3 separate regions of the Homo sapiens genome follow, and regions 1 and 3 are each linked to region 2. A link is a loop called in an ENCODE intact Hi-C map of the cell type or tissue named here. Cell type or tissue: HCT116. All regions are shown on one strand.

What was found. Peaks named below come from ENCODE experiments on the same cell type or tissue, not always from the same donor. Only the 100,000 strongest peaks of a DNase experiment are listed, where the experiment ranks them.
Region 1: a loop joins it to region 2, with 7 times the contacts of the local background. A loop is called at or near these places in 96 of 110 quality-filtered maps.
Region 3: it touches region 2 in a loop (5-fold over the local background); 26 of 110 quality-filtered maps call a loop at or near these places.

The regions. Positions count from the first base shown.
Region 1 is chr3:161,270,812-161,278,811 of GRCh38, forward strand. The region is part of intron 1 of LOC105374187 (a long non-coding RNA gene); the gene reads left to right. Among named protein-coding and RNA genes, the nearest start is that of NMD3, 54 kb to the left of the region's middle. RefSeq lists an enhancer at 3,982-4,031. In HCT116, CTCF peaks have their summits at 3,000 (motif pointing right) and 4,079 (motif pointing left); DNase peaks (open chromatin) are centred at 3,000 and 4,090.
Region 2 is chr3:161,419,586-161,427,585 of GRCh38, forward strand. It overlaps LINC02067 (long intergenic non-protein coding RNA 2067), which reads left to right and starts at 6,842. Exons shown (of 4, transcript NR_102265.2): 1 at 6,842-8,000. RefSeq lists an enhancer at 1,065-1,713. In HCT116, a CTCF peak has its summit at 4,523 (motif pointing left); a DNase peak (open chromatin) is centred at 4,536.
Region 3 is chr3:161,092,232-161,100,231 of GRCh38, forward strand. All of the region lies in intron 4 of B3GALNT1 (beta-1,3-N-acetylgalactosaminyltransferase 1 (Globoside blood group)), which reads right to left. Among named protein-coding and RNA genes, the nearest start is that of B3GALNT1, 9.1 kb to the right of the region's middle. In HCT116, CTCF peaks have their summits at 4,717 (motif pointing right) and 4,918; a DNase peak (open chromatin) is centred at 4,727.

The DNA of each region.
Region 1 (8,000 bases), 150 kb before region 2:
GAAAAAAAAAAAGAGCCTCATCTTTTTCTTTTCTTTTCTTTTGAGGCTTTGTTGAGAGTTTCTGGGATACATACCCAGTGTGGTAGGCAGCCTCTAAAACGGCTCCCATTGATTTCTGCCTCCTGATATTCATGCTTTTTTTTAATGCCCTTCCTTTTAATATGGACTAGGTCTAGTGATTTTTTTCTAACAAAGAGAATATGTCAAATGTAACGCGATGTCACTTCTAAAATTGGTTTACAGAGAGACTGTGACTTCTGTCTTGCTCGCCATTTCTCATTCTCTCTTTTTGGAGCTCTTGCTCTGGAGGAAGTGAGCTGCCATGTTATAAACTGCCCTATGAAGAGGTCCATGTGACAAGGAACTGATGTCCCTGGCCAACAGCCAGTGAGGCCCTAAGGCCTGCAACACTCTGTGAGTGAGCCTGGAAATGAATCTTCTGAGCCTACCAACAACCACACTGATCCTTAAAATGGCTATAGCTCCAGGTCCTTGATTGCAGTCTTTCAAAAGACTGTGATTCAGGGCATTCAGGAAAGTCATGTTTGAATTTTTGACCCACGGAAACTTTGAGATAATAAGTGTTGTTTTATTATTTATTTTTAAGCCACCAAATCGGGGAGTAATTTGTTACACAGAAATAGAAAGTACATCCAGGAATGTGACTGTTGGGTTGTAGGATGCATATGTAGGGGGAAAATAACTCCCATACGTTTGTAATCGGAAAAGATCCCCGTTACAAAAGACAGATTAACAAGAGAAAAACAAGTTTATTAACGTGTATTTCATATGTACAAGGGAGATATCAATGATTAGTTCTCAAAGAAGTAGCTTTGAATTCTAGCTTTTATTTTATTTTCAACAAAGAAGAGTAAATTTTTAGAGAAGTGACAGCACAAAGGAAAAGGACTTGGAGTCTCTACAAGCAGCAACTTGTGGGGAAGGCAAACAAATGGCAGATAAAGGTTAGTAAAGCTTGTGAAAATAAATTTCCTCTGGTATCATTTCAAGGCTGATGAGGGTCTAAAGCTGTCTTCAGTGGTTAACCTCTGTTGTCTGTGGTAAAGAAGGGGTGGCAGGATACCTTTTTTCTTATAAATCTACGTTCTGCTTTCAGGCAGGTGGAGGGAGGGCAGAGAGCTCTCCTGCATCTGCTCCTTCTTCTTTTTTTTTTTTCTGGAGCCAGAATCTCATCTGTCACCCAGGCTGGAGTGCAGTGGCACCATCTCGGCTCACTGCAACTTCTGCTTCCCGGGTTCAAGTGATTCTCATGCCTCAGCCTCCCAAGTAGCTGGAATTACAGGCGCCCGCCACCACACCCGGCTAATTTTTGTGTATTTAGTAGAGATGGGGTTTCACCATGTTGGCCAGGCTGGTCTCAAACTCCTGACCTAAAGTGATCCACCTGCCTCGGCCTCCCAAAGTGCTGGAATTACAGGCTTGAGCCACTGTGCCCGGCCCATCTGCTGCTTCTTAATAATCTTTGGCTCAACAATCTTTTATTTAGGGGAAGCATATTCTGGTCTCTCACAGATAGCTAACTATAAGGACTGTCAAATTTCTTTCCTACCAGCAGTACATGAAGGTTTCTGTTTCCTCATAGTTTCACTAACACTTGATAATATCCGGCTTTTTCCCCCTAATTTTTGATAGGTATAAAGTGATATTCTAATTATATTTATTTGATTACATGCTGAGTATCCTTTCATATTACTCAATGGTTATTTAGTTTCCATCCTGGTCAGTATTTCTTCATACTCTTTGATTTTCCTTTCATGTTGATTTGAAGAAATTTCTTATATAATAGCCTTTGTTGGTTTTAGACATGGAAAATATATTGTTTGTTAAGTTTGTGTACGATGTCATTTGCTAAGCAAATATTTAACTTTGATGTAGTTATAGCCATAAATTTCTTCCTTTTTTTTTCTTTTTTTGAGGCAGGTTCTCATTGTCACCTAGGCTGGAGTGTAGTGGCACCATCACAGGTCACTGTAGCCTTGACCTCCTGGGCTCAGTGATCCTCCTGCCTCAGCCTTTTGAGTAGCTGGGATAACAGGTGTGTGCCAGCATGCCTGGTGAATTTTATTTTTATTTTTTGTGGAGACGGGGTCCCACCATGTTGCCCAGGCTAGTCTTGAACTCTTGGGCTCAAGCCATCCTCCTGCCTCGGCCTCCCAAAGTGGGATTACAGGCGTGAGCCACCATGCCCGGCCCATAAATTCTTTTTCTTTAAGGTTTGTGCTTCCCTGAGTCTTGTTTAGGAAGGACCACGGATGCCATAATTTAGATTTTTTTAAATAAGTAAAGGCCTTTGCTTTAAAAACTGTTGAATGAAGTGCCTTTAAAAATATGAACGAGGGTCGGGCGCATTGGCTCATGCCTGTAATCCCAACACTTTGGGAGGTTGAGGTGGGCAGATCATGAAGTCAGGAGATTGAGACCATCCTGGCCAACATGGAGAAACCTCGTCTCTACTAAAAATACAAAAAATTAGACGGGCATGGTGGCACGTGCCTGTAGTCCCAGCTACTTGGGAGGCTGAGGCAGGAGAATCCCTTGAACCCAGTAGGCGGAGGTTGCAGTGAGCCAAAATCACGCCACTGCACTCCAGCCTGGGCAACAGAGCAAGACTCCATCTCAGAAAAAACAAAAAAAATATGATCGAACACTGATGATCTTTTATTGCTCATCTCATCGGAATTTTCTTTGCATTACCACTATCAAGTACTTATTTTACAAATACTGTGGTAACTGTTAACCTATTCACAAATCTGGATAAAGATGAGATATGGCCTTTTAGTAAGTGACCCAAGTCAGGTTGACTGGAGAATCTAGTAAGAGTGAATTGAAATATTGATCCCCAAATTTCAGAAACTGTAAGATAAATATGTTGCAAAATAATAAAAATGTGTTTTCCTAATTTTTTTCCCCTCAGTGAAGGGGGAAAAACTTCTAATTCTTTTAAACAATAATTTTAGGTTCAATTAAAATGGCCACCAGGTGGCACCAATGCCTGATAAGTACTTCTGAAAATCAGAAGCATTATTCTCATACTTAAAATCTGTTAAAATTGACATTATAATTAAGGAGATAATTCTGGTCCCCTCCTAATTAGTCTTCAAGAAACTCTTTTTAGGCTCCAAGTTAGATGAAGTGTCTTGTCTCTGTGATCCTATGGCTAACAGTACTCACCAATTACTCTGTAATTGTTTACCTGAGTCTGTTTCTACTCGAGGTAGAGATCAGGACATTTTCAGCCTCACTAGGCCCCGAATAACGTGGCTTTTATTTATTTTTCTGGTAAACATTTGGTTATGAGTTAAAGCCAGGTTTGGGAGAAGTAAAATCTAAAATGTAGACTTTCCAATTTAAATAGGTCTTTCAATACTTATAAAATCTACAGGCTTGGGAAAATAGTGAAAATAAACATTTCGTTGTTTAAATTTTATATTTTGAATTGATAATGAAAAAAATAGTCAAAATTCTCTTCCTCATTCACTGGTCTGATCCACAAGTTCCCTTTCATTTTGGGAAATGGGCCTACAAGACACTTATGGCCCTTGAAAAATAAGTTTTATGAATGAGTATGTCCAAGGACTACAAGGCTGACTTCAAAGCAACAGTCTGGACTCCAAGTACGAAACTTAAAAAAAATCATTTATTCTAAATGGCACTAATGAGACTCAGGCTGCGTCTGTATCTGAGTATACTAGAAAGTCTCTATCAGCTGCTTCCCTTTTATCTTCTTAGAGATGACATCTTTTCTGTATGGTTGGTGCATTGAGAGACTCAGCCAAGTATCAGGCTTTCCATCCATGGGACACATGTCTCCGGAACCTTCCAGCTGTTCACTTGTGACCAATACTCAGAATGCCTTTACTATTGAATACACTTTTAAAAATGATCAATACCAACATTCCCCAAAGTGTGATTAGTGAAGCGATAGTCCTTCAAGAAACTACCTGTACTTGGGGAAAAAAAGTATCCTATCCTTGTTTCTGTCTTTGCAGCTTGTATTATCATATTGAAGACTCTGAAGCCCTTCAGCAGTGGTTCTCAATGGAGTGGTACCGCCCCCTAGGGGACATTTTGTAAATTTGTGGGAGTGTTTTTGTTGTCACAATAATTGGTCAGAAGCCATGGATACATGCTAGGTAACATTCGGCGCATCTAACAATGCTATAGAAGCAAGAATTGTCCTTCAACCCCTGGGACTTTCATTTGTCCTGACAATCATGTAGCTAAAAATATGTATCTAATTAAGCCTACTACTAATTGTGTTTAACATGTCAATACAAAGTTATTAGGATTTTATAGTAGACACTTGAATGTCTTAGGAATACATTATAGGAATGACAATATAAATCAAGGAGTACTTAGGAATGACAACATAAATCAAGGAAAGATTGTATCAAAAATAATTTTTTAAAAAGACATGGTCTTGAGGCCTGCAGGGGAAAATGGTGAATAGGCAGGACTAACTTGTAGCTCCCACTTGGACTGACAGAACAGCATGTGGAGACCACATCGTGAACTTTTGCTCCAAGAACTGCTGCAAGAACATACCAGGAAAACAGAAAGAATTCACAGACCCTTTGAAATAAGCGGCTTGCCACTGCAAACTCCAAGAAACAGCCGAAAAACTGTGAGTGCCCAAAGTGTGAGAGGGTGAAAGTCCACCTCTGAACACACATCCTCACCGAGGAGCTTGAAAATCTGGATCACGGGAGAGGGATTTAACCTTACCTAGAGCTGAAATGAATTTAGAGAGTGGAGAGAAATATAAAAGTAGAAGAGGCAGCAGGAAAGGCCTGTAGGCACTTCTGGCATCCAAGGAAGCCCAGGGAACCTATTTTGACTTTATTTCACAGGGGTCTCTGGGGAGGGCTGCCAGTGGAATTGCGGAAAGACCACAGGAAGAAGGAAACTTCCAGCTGAACTTTGTAGTAATTTCGACCAAGTGTGAATTTTCCAGGGCAGAATCCAGGGTTGGGGGCAAACGGGAAGTGCAGACACAGGCACAGAAGCCACAGCAGGAGGGGTGAAGCCTGAAAGCCCTGCTTGCTTTCTCAGAGGAGAGGCTTGTAGCTTGGGGCCAGTTCCAAGCCCTGCTCACCAGCTGCCTGGTTATAAAGTCCGTGTTGGGGGAGCACACTGGGAGTGAGACTGGCCTTTCTGGCTACCTGGGAGCTGGGTGAAGCCTGTCACAGCTGGCTTTCCCTCACTGACTTGGAGACTTGTCTGATGCAGCAGAGACAGCCATAATCCCTTTGGCATGAGAAACACACCCATATCTCCCACAGCAGGTGCAGCAAGCCCCACCCAAGGAGAGTCTGAGCTCAGACACGCCTAAACTTGCCCCACCTGATGGTCTTTCTCCACCTGCCCTGGTAGCTGAAGACAAAAGACATAATCTCATGGGAGCTCTATGGCCCTGCCCACCACCTGAGAAACCTGAATACTTATCCAGGTGACCCTAGGGCAAGCTTGTATCCTCCCTATGCTACCACAGCTGATGCTGCTTTGAAAGTGCCACCTCCCGGCTGGAGGCCAACCAACACAGCAACTCATAAAATAACAACCCTTCCCCCAAGAAGGAAAAAACAGCTAACTCCACTGCCTGTGACATCTTGGCTAACCAGAGGTCCTAAGTCTGTCCATGTGACAACTTTACTGCCAGCACAACTAGCATTCATGAAAAGTCGCACACTAAACAAAACTACAACCAAGGCCCCACACAGAGTCCACCTTATTCCCCGGCTACCTCCACCAGAGCAGGTGCTGGTATCCACTGCTGAGAGACCTGAAGACAGATGACATCACAGGACTCTTTGCAGATACTTTCCAGTACCAGCCTGGAGCCTGGTAGCTCTGCTGGGTGGATAGACCCAGAAGAGAAATAACAATCACTGCAGTCCAGCTCTCAGGAACCCCCATCCTTAGGGAAAGGGGGAGAGCACCACATTAAGGGAGCACTCCACGGGACAAAAGGATCTGAAGAGCAGCCCTTGGGTCCCAGATATTTCTCTGATATAGTTTACCCAAATGAGAAGGAACCAACAAAACAATTCTGGTAATATGACAAAACAAGGTTCTTTAATACCCCAAAAGATCACACTAGCTCACCAGCAATGGATCCAAACCAAGAAGAAATCTTTCAATTGCCAGAAAAAGAATTCAGAAAGTCAATTAGTAAGCTACTCAAGGAGGTACCAGAGAAAGGTGAATAGGAGTTTAAAGAAATTTAAAAAATTTTACAGGATATGGATGGGAAAATCTCCAGAGAAATAGACATCACAAGTCAAAAACAATCACAGCTTCTGGAAATGAAAGACACACTTAGAGAAATGCAAAATACATTGGAAAGTCCAACAATAGAATTGAACAAGTTGAAGAAAGAACTTCAGAGCTTGACACAAGGATTTTGAATTAACCCAATCTGACAAAGAAAAAAGAGTTTAAAAAAATGAACAAAGCCTCCAAGAAGTCTGGGATTATGTTAAATGACCAAACCTAAGAATAATTGGTGTTCCTGAGGAAGAAGAGAAATCTAAAAGTTTGGAAAACATATTTGAAGGAATAATTGAGGAAAATTTCCCTGACCTTGCTAGAGATCTGTGGGAGTTAAGGCAGGCTGGTGGGAAAAATTTTCAGGATAGTTATAAGAAATAGACACAAACCTTCTATGGAACCTGAAGGGGTTTGCATAACTTCAGTAATAGATCTGGCTGAAGGCAGCCTAATCCTCTTACCTTAAGTAAATAGCTTAAAGTAGGTACAAAGGAATGTAAGGGAGTTTACCTAAATAACTTGTTTACTCATGTGGTCCTAAAATTAACTTTTGATCATTTGCGGGCAGGATGGCTCTCTTGGGGGGAGGGGACCAGGTTAGTTAACCTCTAGTGATGTTGACTCAAAGCCTTTGTCATTTAATATATGCTGAATAAATTCCAGCAGGGCCAGTTAATCAGGGTCTCGGCTGCTACAACTCTTTTGGTCAGTGGCCTCACCCCCTAAGCCCACTCTTTCACTGAATATCAGTGTCTGAGTACGTTATTCATCTGTTGTGCAGCTGGGGTCTGTGAGATGGACCCTGGCAGAGATCTGGACATCCAAATACAAGAAGCCGAAAGAACACTTGGGAAGTTCATCACAAAAAGATCATTACCTAGGCACATAGTCATCGGATTATCTAAAGTAAAAACGAAGGAAACAGTCATAAGAGCTGTGAGGCAAAAGCATCAGGTAACCTATAAAGGAAAACCTATCAGATTAACAGCAGATTTCTCAGCAGGAACCCTCCAAGCTAGAAGGGATTGTGTTCCTATCTTTAGCCTCCTTAAACAAAACAATTATCAGCCAAGAATTTTGTATCCAGCAAAACTAAGCCTCATAAATGAAGGAAAGATACAGTCCTTTTCAGGCAAAAAAATGCTGAGAGAATTTGCCACTACCAAGCCGGCACTACAAGAACTGTTAAAAGGAGCTCTACATCTCTACATCTTGAAACAAATCCTCAAAATACACCAAAATAGAATGTTCTTAGAGGATAATTGTCACATGACCTATAAAACAATAACACTATTACAAAAAAAAAGGTATTCGGGCAACCGCTAGCACCATGAATAGAATAGTACCTCATCTCAAGACTAATGCTGGATGGAAATTGCCTAAATGCTCCACTTTTTTTTGAGACAGAGTTTCGCTCTTGTTGCCCAGGCTGGAGTGCAATGGCACGATCTCAGCTCACTGCAACCTCCACCTCCCTGGCTCACGTGATTCTCCTGCCTCTGCCTCCCAAGTAGCTGGGATTACAGGCATGTACCACCACGCCTGGCTAATTTTGTATTTTTAGAAGAGACGGGGTTTCTCCATGTTAGGCTGGTCTCAAACTCCTGATGTCAGGTGATCTGCCCACCTCGGCCTCCCAAAGTGCTGGGATTACAGGCGTCAGCCACCGCACCTGGCCAAATGCTCCATTTAAAAGATATAGAATGGCA
Region 2 (8,000 bases):
AGGATGTTGAGCAGCAACCTTGGCTTCCACTCACTCAATGCCAGTAGCACCTCCCTGGTTGTGACAACCACAACTATCTCCAGACATGGCTGAGTGTTGTCGTCACATGAGATACCTGGCCTGAGTGAGCAGCTGCTTACCTTCTTGTGTTGTTTTCAAGTCTGGGGAAAGGAGAATTGACCCCCTTGTGGGGATCAAGGCAGATGGATAAGGGGCAAAGATGGGGGAAACCCATGGGCTAAACAAAGCATTCTAAGAAACTATTGTTAACTATTTTTAGGTGTCATGGTTATGTTTTGAAAGGTCTTGTTGGTTGTGTTTAATTCCTTCATTGCGATAAATGTACTGTGTCTGTGTAAGACATTTACAATGGGGGCAACTGGGTGTGGGATGTTGAGAACTCTGCTATCTTTACCACATTTCTATAAAACTAGAATTATTCTAAAATAAAATGTTTATGTATAGAAAAAGAAAGTGCTGACCTTCATGGAGGAATTTCAAACAGCATTGAATCATGAGAGATTGTTGATGAATTTATGCCACTCAAACTTCACACACTGTCCTTCCACCCCATGAAACACAAAGTGTGGAGTAGCTGTTTATAGAGCACAAAGTAACCCACTGTTAACTAAGTGCTGAGAAAGACCCAGGCAAGAAAGAAAGGCAGACATGTTGAAATGCCCCTTTGGAAATTCATGGGAAAAAGAATCACAAATATTTCCCTCTCTACATAGACATCGATGGTAGTGAGGATATAGATAGTTTAAAATATCTTACTGATAAGGATAGCAAAATACATAGAAAAAAATATGAGTTTATGAGCCTGTGATTTTTTTTTATTTCAATAGTTTTTGGGGAGCAGGTGGTGTTTGGTTACATGGATCACTTCTTTAGTGGTGATTTCTGAGATTTTGGTGCACCCATCACCCCAGCATGTACACTGTATCCAATGTATAATCTTTTATCCCTCACCTCCCCCCGACCATTTTCCTGGAGTCCCCAAAGTCCATTGTATCATTCTTATGTCTTTGCATCCTTGTAGATTAGCTCCCACTTATAAGTGAGAACTCATATATAGAGTTGCCAAATGAAATTCAGGATGCCCAGTTAAATTTGAATTTCAGATAAACAACATTTTTTTTTTGGTATAAGTATATTCCTAATATTATGTGCTTGGTTCCTGTCAGCTTCAACACTCCTTTCTCCCTCTTCTGTTAGAATCAATTCACATCAGTTCATTTGCTTAACAAATATTTATTGAAAGCTGCTCTGCGTGCTGTGTTCAGGGTGCTGGGAAGAAGAGTAAACAAAACTAGCAGTTTCCTGCCCTCCTGGCGGAGGCGAGTAAAACAAGCAAATACACGCTCCATGGAATTTCAGGAATGGAAAGAGCATCAAAGAAAATGCAAACACAGAAACAAGAATGACAGGATGGTGGAAACGAAGTGAGGAACGCATAATTCATTTGCGGAGATGTCTGTGAGACGGTGACATTTCAGCAGAAACCAGAACCATGTAAAGTGTAAATCACATGGAGCTCTGGGCAAGTGTGTCCATCTGGTCAGAGGGAATAGCAAGTAAGTCCTAAATCTAATAAAATTCGAAATATTTAAAAGACATTGCCAGTTTTTAGAAGTGGTCTCTTTTGGCCCCCACCTGGCAGTCATTTTTTCATTGTCCATTTTCTGCAACAAATCAGCAGGGAACACAAGGGAACTGGGTAGCAGGCCTTTTCTGCTGCAGCAGGAGATATTTGGGGCAAAGCCCTGCTTGTTCTCATGGGAGAATTTTTTTGTGAAAGCCCCCACTGGATGATAAGAGCCAATATTCTCTGAAGCAGGTTTTATCACCCAGTGGGCTCCCCCATGCAAAACTCAGGTCAGGCAGCTGTGGGATGTGCTACCCTTTAAACAATGGAGAGTCTAGCAGTCAGGCTGCTACACAGTTCAACTCAATTAGTTAGATATGATATTAGCTTTAACATACACAGCTTCTATGAGGCATGTTTCCCCATAAAATACAGAATAAAGAGGCATAGAGTAACAGTGACTTTCTTTTCTTTTTCTTTTTGATGTTCAAAACATTATCCCATTGCTTTGTTAAAAATAGATATAAATGCAAACAAAAATGAACAATAAATATCATTTTGTATCTGTCAAATGAGAAAAATGTTTTAAAATCTTAATATCTAACACTGGTAAGGATGTGCTGATGCAGGCACTGGTGAGAGTAGAATTCTTTTTTCTTATTTACTCTTTTAAATTGAAAAATAAAAATTGTATATATTTATGTTGTACAACATGATGTTCTGAAATATGTATACATTGTGGAAATTCTAAATGAAATTAACTAACATATACATCACCTCACATACTTATCATTTGTTTGCGGTGAGAACACTTAAAATCTACTCTGTTAGCAATTTTCAAGTATATAATGCATTGCTATTAACTATAGTCAACAACCTTATTTTCTTAATCAAAAGTGCTCCACATCCCCTGGCTTCTGGGCCTTTGTGGTTGGCTGTGTACTAATGGTGGCTCACTCCCAGCTTCTGCACTGGATTTTTTCTCTGCCTATTTCAGGTCAGTGCTTTGGAAAGTCTTCCGTCTCTCCTGCAATCTCCACTTTTCCCTCTCTACTGCTAATAGCATAAAAGCATGCTATCACTTTTCTCATCTTTGAAAATGCTCCCTTTGAGCTCATATCATCCTCCAGCTGTTGCATCATTTCTAGGCTTCCCTTCTGTCAAAATTCCTTGAAAACACTATTATACTTGCTGTGTCCAGTATCACTCTTCATCTCTGTAATCTTGTCTGATCAGGCTTCTGGCCTCCCGCTCCATGAAATCACTCTTTATAAGGTTACCATGAGCTCCACACTGCTTAGGTCAAGGGTCAGTCCTTGTCCTCAGCTGTTGATGATAGATCACTTTCTGCTCTTCAGAGCAGCTGGCTTCTGGATACTTTATTCCTGAGTCTTCTCCTACTTCACTCAACACTCTTTCTTGGCTTTCATTGCTGGTGTCTCTTTCCCTTGACTTCTAAACATTGAATGTTCCAGGGTTGAGCTGTCATTCTATCTCTACATGGATTCTGATGTCTTCCAAATTTTGTATTTCCAACCCAGACCTCTTCTCTGAATGCCAGTCTCCCATAGGCAACTACCTATTCTTTAGGTCATCAGCACCACCCATGTCATCTGCCCCCAAACTCTTTTCTCTGTCACCATCACCTTGGTCCAAATCACCATAGTTTCTCATCTAGTTAATTTCAGTAGCTTACTAACTGGTCTCTCTGTCTCTACCTTTGTCCCTGTAAAGTCTGTTGTGGAAAGAGCAATCAGAATGATTCTTCTTTTTTTTTTTTTTTTTTTTTTTTTGAGATGGAGTCTCTTGCTCTGTCGCCCAGGCTGGAGTGCAGTGGCGCGATCTCGGCTCACTGCAAGCTCTGCCTCGCGGGTTCACGCCATTCTCCTGCCTCAGCCTCCCGCAGAGTGATTCTTCTTATGCATCCAGAAAATGTCCTGCCTATGCTTAAAATGCCAACTTTTCTCCATCTCATTCAGAGTGAAAGTCCAAGCCTGAGGCTGCCAAGGCCTTCCACCCTCCGGCCTCTTGTTCCTCCCCACTCCCCAACCCCTGGCTCACTTGTCTCAGTCACACTGGTTTCCTTGCTGTTTCTCACCAGTCAGCTCTTGCAGCTGACATCCCCTCCCTGCTTGGATTTGTCTTTCTTCAGATTGAAGTGACTCTCATCTCCCTAAGCTGTCTGCTTAGATGTCATCCACATGTGAAGCCTCCTTGGCCACTCCACTTAAAATGGTCTCCGCATGTATCTCAGTGTGCTATATCCCTTTTCCGGGCTTTATTCCCTCCTAACACTCCCAAGCCTGCCACACTCCAATGTGTATATAGGATGCGTGGATTTGTCTCTCCTTCATGTCCCAATCCTGTAACAAGTAAACTTCCTGAGGTCAAGGATTTTTGTTTTCTTCACAACAATATCCTTAGCACTCAGAAGGATACCCTGCATATCTTTATTGAATGGGAAGAAGAAATTAGGTTTTATCTTGTTATGTGGTAAGCCAAAGGCGCAAAATAATTAGAGTCAGGAATTAATCTGGTTGTCTTTAAAGAATGGCTTTTCAGGAGTCAATTGCTTTTCCTGTTTATGCTAATGGTTTATGAAGATTCTATTATAAATCATACTGCGAACATCATTCTAGAAATAATGATAATTTAAGTAAATGGATATAATAAAGAATGCTAATAGAGGCATAGTTTTCATTTGAAGTAATGATTATAATTATTGAAATTCCATTTGTACATTTTCATGTGTTGAAACAAATTAAATAGAAAATTTATAACAACGTAACTTTTATATAATAATGTGTTACATGCATAATGAAGTATTTAACTTTATCATCATTGCAAGTATTTTTCAGGAAGATTCTTCTAGTAAAAGTAAATTGAAATCTTGAGAGCTGTAGAAGCCAGAGAAATAATAGATGGGCTAATATTGCCCTCTGGTGGAAATATTGAGACATGACAGATTGGATCATTTATTAAAGACCATGCCTTTAGCCCAGAGAAAGCCCAGGAATTGAAAGTTTCCACTCTATTATGTGATCTTACAGTGTTGTGTTAAATTTTTTAATTTAATATTTAAAACCTGAATTATATTAGATAGAAGGCTTGAATAAGCAATGTACAAAAAATACATGATCAATCAACTTCTGGAAAAAGTGTTCAAATTTCATTAGCAATACAAAAATACAAAGTAAGAAAAGACTGATGTACTGTTTCATCTCTCAAATCAGCAGAAAGTTTGAAAACAAAGGGATAGTGTGAGCAAAAGGGCGTTCATATGGTTTGTAGGGACATAAAATGCTACTGCGTTCTCAATCTGGGGTTGTTTTGGTCGGAAGGCTCCGAAGATGCATAAAAATTTGAACATATTTGCCCTTTCCTGAGAAGAGATGCAAAATCCATCAGATTCTCAAAGGGATTCATTCTCTCAAATGTTAAGAACAAATGTTTAAATTATTTGGGAGAATAATTTGGCAAAATGTGCAAGAAAGTTATGCGTATGTGTATTCCAATATTGTTTTGAATGCTTAATCACTATAAACCACCTAAATATTCAACAGTGGGACATTTGAAATAAATCACACTCCAGTTCTATGATAGAGTCAATGTAGTTATTAACAATCGTGCTGTAGAATTAATGATGCCGAAATGTTCTTTATACATGATGAGGTAGAAAAAGCAGTTTGCCATTTAGTACATGTGATATGATCCTGAGTTTATTGAAACATAAACATATGACGTGCATGAGAAAATATTTGGGAGTATCCATGAAAAATCCCAATGCCAGTTTGGGTAACTAAATGCAATGTGCTTGTCTTTATTTTTAGATAAATTTACAATGAATATATTACTTTTGTAATAAAAAGCATGATAAATATAATATAAAAAGGAATGATTAATTTTCTATCTATTAGAAGATTTGACACAGGAGATTGTTAACTTTTAATTAATCAACTGAACTGAATAGGTACAATTTGAAAAAGCATTTTAGAGGACTGGAACAATAATTACGTAATACTCCACATTGTTACTCTCTGCAGAAAGACCTTCTTAATATTTAAAAGCAGTTTAAAAAATCTGTAAATTTCCAAGCAAATAGAAAAATCTGTGCTATTCTGGACTTTTACAAGACACTAGAGCCTTTGTGAGTCTTTTCTAGAGCAAGACAGAGTGAAATAAAATAGAATAAATTAAAATGAAATAATTTAAAAAATTAGAGCATTAGCAAAGGTAACTAGGCCACTTTAAATATACAAATAAACTCTTACAATTTTTTTTGTTATTTTTAGAAAAAAGTTTACACTTCCTTCACCTTTTAGGAGTGAAAGGAGCAAAGGAAGTAAGAAAGGCTTGGGCCGGATGTGGTGGCTCATGCCTGTAATCTCAGCACTTTGGGATGCCGAGTCGGTGGATCACCTGAGGTCAGGAGTTCGAGACCAGCCTGGCCAACATGGTGAAACCCTCGTCACTACTAAAAATACAAAAAATTAGCTGGGCATGGTGGTGGACACCTGTAATCCCAGCTACTAGGGAGGCTGAGGCAGGAGAATTGCTTGAACTCTGGAGGCAGAGGCTGCAGTGAGCCCAGATCATGCCACTGCACTCCAGCCTGGGCAACAACAGGAAAACTCCATCTCAAAAAGAAAAAAAAAAAGAAAAAAAGAAGAAGAGGAGGTGAGGGGAGGGAAGGGGAGAGGAGGAGAGGGGAGGGGAGGGGAGGGGAGGGGAAGGGAAGGGAGGGAAGCTTGGTAGAGGAGCAATGATTCCTGAACTGGCTTTTTTTTTTTTTCTTTTTAAACTACAGGTGACCAAACAGAACTTCTCCAGTACAAGTCTGTCTGTCATTCCATTTGACATTGTATTGTAGGCATAAGCCCTGCCTTCCAGTTCCTTGGCAGTGGTGAAGCAGTATGGAGCTGGGGCAGGGAGGTGGCACATTATAGGACTGTGAGAACACTGCTCCTTTATACATAAAATTCCTACACAATGGATCACTTGAGGTCAAGAGTTTGAGACCAGCCTGGCCAACATGGTGAGACCCTGTCTCTACTAAAAATACAAAAATTAGCCCAGCTTGGTGGCAGGCGCCTGTAATCCCATCTATTTGGGAGGCGAGGAATGAGAATTGCTTGAAGCCAGGAGGCGGAGGTTGCAGTGAGCCAAGACCATGCTACTGCACTCCAGCCTGGGTGGCTGGGTGAGACTGTGTCTCAAAACAAAAACAAAAAACAAAAAACAAAACAAACAAAACAAACAAAAAATTCCTACCCGAGAAGACTCATGACTCTGGAACACAGTGAGTGCAGCTGTTATGGTAAGTGAAACAGCTAATGATCTGGCAGAACCTTCAAGATACAAGGTAAAGAGAAAAAAGCCAGGCGCAGGGTAGTCCACTTGCTGTCTTTTGTGTGAATCTATCTGTGTTTTTAAATGCAGAGACTAAAGGAATTGGCGGTAGGTAGGCATCGCCTCCAGGGAGTGGAATTGGATTACTGGGAGGCACAGAGAGAGGTGTACTTTCTTTTCACTGCAAACCTTTTGTGCATCCAGCCTTCTGCCTTAAAAAAAAAAAAATCTGCATATGGATCATTCTTCAAACAACAGAAAAAGGAAACCAAATAAAAAAAAATCTACCCAAAGAAAATTTTTTCGTAATAAAAATTGTTCCAAGCCTCAGAGCTGGCTCCCATGTTTTGAGCAACATCAGCTATTCATGTATTCAGCTGAAGCTCATCCTTAGGTTTTTGATCAAGCTGTGCCATGTTTTTCATTTCCTTTGATAGGGTTTCTCAGTTCCCGTCTTGTCAGTGAAGTGGTTTTTAGTTGAACTGTTATTTGCAATAGATGAAAGTAAACAGTGCAAGACATTAATTGTGGTGTTTCTACTTTAAAAACAATCAGATAAAATTCTAGAACAAGATTTGCTGTTCGGTAGGAAGATCAGATTCTTTTCCCTATACACTTAATGCTACGTATTCATGCTCCAGTGCAGACTGCTGGCAAGGTAAAGAGGCTGACAACCAGAGTTGTAATTAGGTCCTGCTTGTTTCCTTTAGAGTTTACAGTCCAGAAAGTTCATGGAAATAATGAGAGTCTTATAGCATTTTGTTATGCATTGAAATGTATTCTCATATGTTAAAGTCCTAATCCCCAGTACTTTAGAATGTGACCTGATTTGGAAATAAGGTCATTACAGATGTAAGTAAAGATGAGGTCACACTGGAGTAAGGTGGGCTATAATCCAATATGAGCATGTCCTTGTAGAAAGGGAAAATATTTACACAGCCACATACACAGGGAGAACTCCATGTGAAGATGAAGGCAGAGACCAGAGTGATGGTTCTACCAGACAAGGAATGCTGAAGATTGGCAGCAAACTACCACATGCTAGGAGAGGGTAATGACACAG
Region 3 (8,000 bases), 330 kb before region 2:
TAAAAGTTGGTATGTCTTCCAATGGAATCCTATATGATAGCTAAATGAATTGGATTTGTATACAGAACATCAATTTAACTCTCAGAAATAAAACGTTGAGTATAAACAAGTTACATAATGATATATGTATAAATTATCATTTATAAAAATTCTAAAACTACACACAAGAAGTGATGAACCTTTAGAAGCAACTACGTATAAATAATGATTTTTTTCTAATGGGACTACAGGAAAACATACCACACCTATCAGCAGGAAGAATGAAAGGAACATGTGGTTAAAGGGGGAAAAAAACACTGGTCATAAATACTGTACTGTAATTAACAGCTGCTAATTCAGGGCGATGGAAATATAGGTGTTCTCTAATATTTACAGTTTTCTTTGTATATTAAGTTTATTAAAACAAACAGGAAAAAAGCATAATAAAAATGCTTTGGATATCAGAGCCAATCCACCCTAAATCTTGACTGCAACAATGACTAGTTGTATGACCTTAGGCATGTTAGTTACCTTCTCAAAAGTTTCATTTTTCTTTTTTTTTTTTTTTTTTTTTGAGATGGAGTCTCGCTCTGTCGCCCAGGCTGGAGTGCAGTGGTGCAATCTCGGCTCACTGCGCCTCCCGGGTTCACACCATTCTCCTGCCTCAGCCGCCTGAGTAGCTGGGACTACAGGTGCTCCACCACGCCCGGCTAATTTTTTGTATTTTTAGTAGACATGGGGTTTCACCATGTTAGCCAGGATGGTCTCGATCTCCTGACCTTGTGATCCACCCGCCTCGGCCTCCCAAAGTGCTGGGATTACAGACGTGAGCCACCGCACCAGGCCAAAAGTTTCATTTTTCAGCTATAAATCAGGCATCACAAAACTAATTATTGTGAGGTTTAATGGAAAGAACTTGGATTAACCAGTCAGCACAGGGCCTGGTCCAGGACCAAGAGCACTTAATGGTTTCTGAATATTCCCAACATAAAGAAATGATAAATTTTTGAGGTTATAGATATCCTGAATTTCTGATTTGACCATTACACATTTATGCATGTATCAAAATATCACATGTACTTTATAAATATGTACACTTATCAATCAATAAAAATATTTTTAAAACGATACTCAGGCATGTAGATAAATAAGGGCTCAATTGAAGTGGCCTCTGTGTTCATAGCATGTGTGTATCATAGAAATCAAACTGGCCAGAGATCTCGGATTGGCTCATTTCCTGATAGTGAGAGCACAGGGCAGCTGGCCTGCCTCCTTAGGACAGCTGAGCAGTGGGCTACAAGGACCCCGACACTGTTCTAAATCCCATGTCCCAGGGGAGGGACGGAGAGAAGAATCAACAATATTGACGAATAGAAAACAATATGAAAAGCCCCAACAGGGAAGTACACTATTATTTTATTACTGACTTCTTAAATGCCACACATCACTGTCAAGAAAGAAATTATAACTTAAAAATAATTTCCATTTTCTAAAAGATAAACTTGTGGCCAGGCACTGTGGTTCACACCTATAATCCCAGGACTTTAGGAGGCTAAGGCGGGAGGATCGCTGGAGGCCAGGAGTTCAAGACCAACCTGAGGGAACAGTGAGACCCCATAGATAAAAAAAAAAAATTTTAAGATAAACTTGTGCTTATATTAACTACATATGAATTTGCCAACTATAAGCAATTTCCATTAAGCAAACAGTATCTTATCTATCCCACCAACTTAGTGCAATGCTGGGTGAACAGCAAGCCACCAGTAATTACTTGTTGATTTAGGGGTTGATCTGCAGCAGCTGAAAAAACATCTCAAATACTAGAAAAGCTCAGAAAACCTCCAAAGATAAAAAAGGTTATCAGTTTCCAGTGTTGTAAGTGGTAGAGACAAACTCAAACAAGACTCCAGATCTCACATTCTTGGCTGCTAGATCCCAGGGAGTGTGCTGCCTGCTCACTATGCTTCCTATGCTAAGGAGCTCTTCTGACCAGAGCTGCTTTGAGTTTTAATTTCTTGCAACCATTGAACTTTGATATAAACAGTATGGCAGCATCACAGCCTTATCATTTTCACAAGGAAGACTCAAAATTCCTACCCTTAAAACCTGAAATACAAATTTTTAACAAGAACAGTAACTAATTGTTCATGCAGATATACACCTTTTTATTTAACACCAAAAACATACTGGACGTCACTAGAAAATAAATGGAGGTATCAGTGTTTAAATGCAAAGATTCCAGGAAAACAGACAAACAGAGATACTACAATGGCACAATTATTTAAGCCAAAATAACCTGAAACTCTTTCCTGGGGTGCAAAAATGTTGGCTATTTCCTGCAAAAAGAAATCAAATGTAATTATTTAAAAAGTAATTATTCTAATTTCAAATGTAATATATGTTCATTAGAGAAAATTTAGGGAATGCCAGAAGAGCACAGAGACAATAAAAGCTTAAAAATAACAATATTAACATTAAAAAAAAATTTAGAGATGTGTCTTGCTATGTTTCCCAGGCTGGACAGCAGTGGCCATTCACAGGCACAATTATTTTGCACTGCAGACTCAAACTCCTGGCCTCAAGTGATCCACCCCAGTAGCCAGGACCACAGGCATTTGCCACAATGCCGGGCAACAACGTTCACATTTTTTATGAAGATCTGTCAAGTCTTCTGGCTCCATGGGTTTATATAAGCCCCTCTTTCATCTGCTACAACTACTCCCTCCCAATCCTATTTCAACCACAATGGCTTCCGTTCTTTTTTATTCTTTTAATCTTTTAATTAAAAAATATATAAATATATAGAGATGGGGGTCTTGCTATGTTACCCAAGCTGGTCTCGAACTCCTGGACTCAAGCAATCCTCCCACCGCAGCCTCCCAAAGTGCTGGCATTATAGATGTGGGCCACCAAACCCGGCCTGACTCCCATTCTTATCCCTGAATATGTCAACTATTTTCCTCTCTTGCAGAGCCTGCACTTACTCTGCCCCTCCAACCAAAAAGCTGGTTGTTGGAAAGGCTGGCTCCTTCTCATGCCTCACATCTCAGCACAGTGTCACTTAGGAGAGTCCTTCCCTGACCCCTTATCTCAAGTAGTTCCCCCAGCACTTATTTTCTATCACATCCCTCATTATTCCCTTCCATAAAGTATATGAATGTGCTTTGGTTAAGGAATAGGCTAAGGCGAATATCTGGGCCAAAGTGACTTAGCAAGTTTAGGGCACAGGTGCATACTTCACTTGTTAGATAACCTGTCTTTGTAAGTTTATACTTGGCTTTGAGTTGCTATTGTTTGTAAAAGGTATAACTGCCCTGCTGATGCTGCCCATGGGGTTTGGGTTGGCTTGACATGGCTTGGAGGTGCACTAATGCCCAGAGAGAGTAATGCTACTGACCCCTGTAAGGAAGAGTGGATTGCCTTGAAGGCGGGAAGTGGGGACTTATGCCCAGAGGGAAAAAATTAAGCTGCTAACCCTGGTAGTATAGGCCAGGGAGTGCAGCTGCAAGGCTGGGGGCAGCAGGAGCAGGCTCATAAGAGGAGCCACAAAGCTGAAGCAAACAGCCAAGATAAAGAAACTGTGAGAAACAGTTAGTGTGAGGAAGCTGCTGATTAAAAAGCTGCTGAATAAAACTACATTTCACCTGCCTAAAGCCCCCCGAGTGTTCTTTCAGCAATTCGCCCATCCACCCACTCCCCTCGGACCTCAACTGGGACTCAAACCTAACACCTTGTTGGACCTCAGCTGGGACTTAAACCTAACACCTTCTCAGCATTTAACCCTGTCTAGACTTTTAAAAATCTATTTCTATTTGTTTATTGTCTATTCCCTTCAAAAGAATATAAGATTGGAGAGAGGGAAAACCTGACCCCACTTATTCACTGCTATATGTCCAGTGTCTAACACATAGTAGGCTCTCTGTAATATTTGCATACTTTGCAAATGATTTGGTAATGTACTTTTATCCACTTAGTAAATATTCCTAAGAATAAGCTGAATCCAAAAGTAACCTGAATTTGTTGATTATGTTTTTCTTCAGCTGTCTTCTAATAACAAAACCTTATTGTAATAGGCTATGCTGATTCTGATCATGTGCATTTTAAAAGGTCCAAAAAAACAAGAAACAAATTTCAGTTAAATTTTAGGTCCAAGCACGCTAGAGTCAGGATCATCCATATGCTAACTATTATAGATAATTACCAAACTACTGTCAGTTTTGCAACATTCTAACTTTTCTTCTACATAAAATACTGCAAAGGGAGTGGAAATCTTAATTGCCTAAAAAAAGGTCCTGTGCATATTAAGTTTAATTCAAATCATCATTACACCAATCATGTATATTCCTTATAAAGGGAAAATAACTATCAATTCACATCTTTGAGGGAAATTCCCCCACTACCCTTTCAAACTAAACACATTAACTCATAAAGCAATATAAAACTCTACCATTCAATTAGACTTGTCAATTAAACATCTAATTATTTTCACAACTCACTGCTGCTTTGTGTTTGAGGCCCTCCCCTGATTATATTAGAAATAAACACAACCAGTGCCATCTGACCACTACTTTTTCTTCCCCTCTTCTTTAACCCAGTGGTTCTCACTTTGCGGCACATTATAATCTCCTGGAGAACTTGAAAAATACTGGAAGCCAAGCGGGATCCCAGGCCAACTAAATCAGAGTTTCAGAGGGTGGCAGGGCTCAGGTGGCAGTAATTTTAGTATACGTGCTGCCAAAGCGAGCACCAGGTGGCAGTATTTTTAAAGCTCCCAGGTGATTTGAATGTGATGCCTAGACCCTCACCACTCAAAGTGCATGGGCACCACCTAGGAGTGTATTAGGAATACAAAGCCCCAGGCCCCACCCTAGACCTAGTGAATCAGAAACATTTTTAACAGGTGGCTTGTGGACATACTGAAGTTTGAGAAGCAATGAAATCCACTTGAGCAAATTACTCAACCTTTTTAAGCTTCAGTTACCTTATCTGTAAAATGGGAGCAATAATACCTTCTTTGCGGGTTTATTGCCAGAGCTACATGAAATAATACGCGCTAAACATCTAGGATGGGGCTGGCACACAGTAAGGGCTAAGTAGATGGTATTGCTGTTATTATTAGAGTCCACACTATATGCTTCCTCTACATATATTATTTGTCTACATTTCCTTTACAAACCTTGCTCCTAACTCCCAAATGTGTCTTACATGGCATGACATGCTCTGTAATACAATTAAACATGCAAATAAATCTTAGTGGATCCACCTTCTCCTTCCAAATCAGTAAGTCTTCTCCTAGAGTCCAAGGTTTCTGTTTTCCTAGAATCTCCCAGTGCCTGATGTTCTGCTATCCTGCAAATACGAGCCCCAAAGAACTACTGGTAGAGGTCCACAAAGCCAAACGCACATTTCTGGGTTCCGCCTCTGCACATGTGCTCCCCTCTCCTGGGATCCTTCTTTCTGCCCCATGGTCTTTCTACAACTGAACATCATTTTTTCTGGGAACCACTCACACTGTCAAAAGTCTCACCATAGGCACTTGTAGCAGCTGGAGGAGAGCTGCAAAATACAAGAAATTTTTCCAGCTGTAGTGCGTGTGATATTCAAGTGGTGTCAGGCTACTTTGAGGATTGTGCATATTTGATATGGTTTACATTTTTCTCCTTACTTTGGAGCATACAGCTGGACATATAATAGGAAGTGAAATTTTATTTACTGAATGAATGAATAGCAATTGGTATATCTGCTTAATTTGATAACACTTAAAAATGAAATATGCTTTACTCTGTCAGGGTAAATAGGCTCACATTAAAAAGAACCTGCTTTCTACTCTATCCAATTTCTTCATACTCCCCTCTCTCCAAAATTTTAGCAATAGTCCTTGCTTGGTCCTGGCACTGTAGTAAGTATGTTTTATATTTCCATTCGTTTGATGACTGCCGCAATCTTATGAAGTAGGCACCAATATTATAACATTTATCTTTCAGTTAACCAGCTTGAAATTTGGACACCTGTTCAGGAGTCAGGGTGTCAGAGCCTGCAAAGCAGCACTAAAAACTCAGGTATATTCACCACCCCAAGTGGAGTCTGTAGCCACTGCACTACAAAAGCTTCCCTCCTGCCTTGTTTTATCCTATTGGCCTGGTATCTTCATACTTTCACAGTGCAGCACCTCTGTTCTTCTTCAGAGGTGAAGAGTTGTCAGAGCTCAACGAGAAACTTTTGGCCGGGCATGGTGGCTCATGCCTGTAATCCCAGCACTTTGGGAGGCCAAGGCTGGCAGACTGCTTGAGGTCAGGAGTTCAAGAGCAGCCTGGCAACATGGTGAAACCTCATCTCTACTAAAAACACAAAAATTAGCCAGGCATACTGGTGCATGCCTGTAATGCCAGCTATTCGAGTGGCTAAACCAGGAACTTTAAAGAAAGGGAAGTTTAGTCCAATTTCCATGCAAATCATGCTCACCCAGTTTTCAACAAGTCCTCTCCAACAAGTTCACTTTTTGGCAATGGAGAAATTCCTGAAGGGACTAATGTTAATGCATCTGTATTCCAAATAACCCTGAATAAGTTGCTGAGACTCTGTAAACATTAGTGAACACTTATGACACAAACACAATGACCATCAGGAGCTAGAAGAGATTCACTGAGAATGCTCTGTTTGACTATCCTAAGCCCCATTTTCAATAGGGTTCTTCAATAGAAGATCAAGGTAACTCGCAGGTAACACCTAAGAATCAAGCTTCTCTGTAAAGAGAGCTGGACACTTAAAGTCCTTCTGAACAAAATGGGAAAATGTGAGTAATAATAGTAGCTAGATGGCTTAAAAATTGGCTGATCCATCATAGCCAGTGTATTTTTCATGCAGTCATTTGTTCAAGAAACATTTCTTGGGCTTGTGCTGGACTCTGGGAATAGTGTTCCACAAAAGTGCCAGAGACTTGTCCTCCTGCTGATGTTCTAAGGTTGACTGGAGCATCTTTGTCAAACTGGGGAAAAAAATCACAGGCCTATCTTTAGCCTTTTCTCATTTCATATTTCTAATTAAAGAACGTGGGCTTATTCAATTTTGTAGGCAGGAAAAAAAATGACAAATTCATTAAAAGATGTAATTACAATCCAAAAGGTTTTAACAGGTGAGAAAAAGCTAAAGACAGCAAGATGAAATTTGATGGGAACACATTTATTGTCCTATGTCAGAGTTCGAAAAACCAGCTGCACAAGGGCAGGATGGGGGGCCATTTTAACAGCAGCCTAAACAGACCTTACAGTTTAGCTGAGTATGAGTCCAATATGATAAAAGGTGGTGAAGTAAAGGAATAACTGGGCAGTCAGGAAACAAGGATTCTAGTTCTGGCAGGGAGGCCAAGTCATTGAATTTGAGGAGTTATTTCTCAACAGAATTTTAGGACATTGGGCTAGGATACCTCTCAGGCACCATCTGGCCCTACCAGCAGAGGGATGATGTTCATTCTTGCACACTGTGTCCCCAGCACCTAGCATAGTGCCTGGCACATAGGAAGCACTCCCAAGTACTTGTGAATGAATGGCAGTGCTAACAGAAACTCTACAAGTGAATACTAGATTGTGTCCCCCTTCTCTAACACACACACACACACACACACCCCTAATACACTCCTAGGTTCAAGAAACTGGAAAAGCATCTGGGCAAAGGGGGTCATAATTCCATAGCCCCATATGAGTTCCATTTTGAAAGGGTCACTAACAAGTTAGAAGAGGGTAACTCATTTGGTGAAGGGTTTATCATCTCCCATAAGGATTGCATGACATGTGGCTGAAGGATCTGGGGATGTTCTGTTCTGGAGACAAGAAAAGCTTAGAAGTGCCATGGTAGATACTTTCAAATTATTTTGAATAATAAAATATGTAAGTATCACTCCAGAAGGCAAATGAGAAACCAAAGATAGTGTTATTCTAACAAACGTCGAAGGTCCCTTCTAACTACAAGGTTCCACAACTTTGTTATTGATGTTTAAAATGTAGTTCATAGAAAAGGTTTCATTT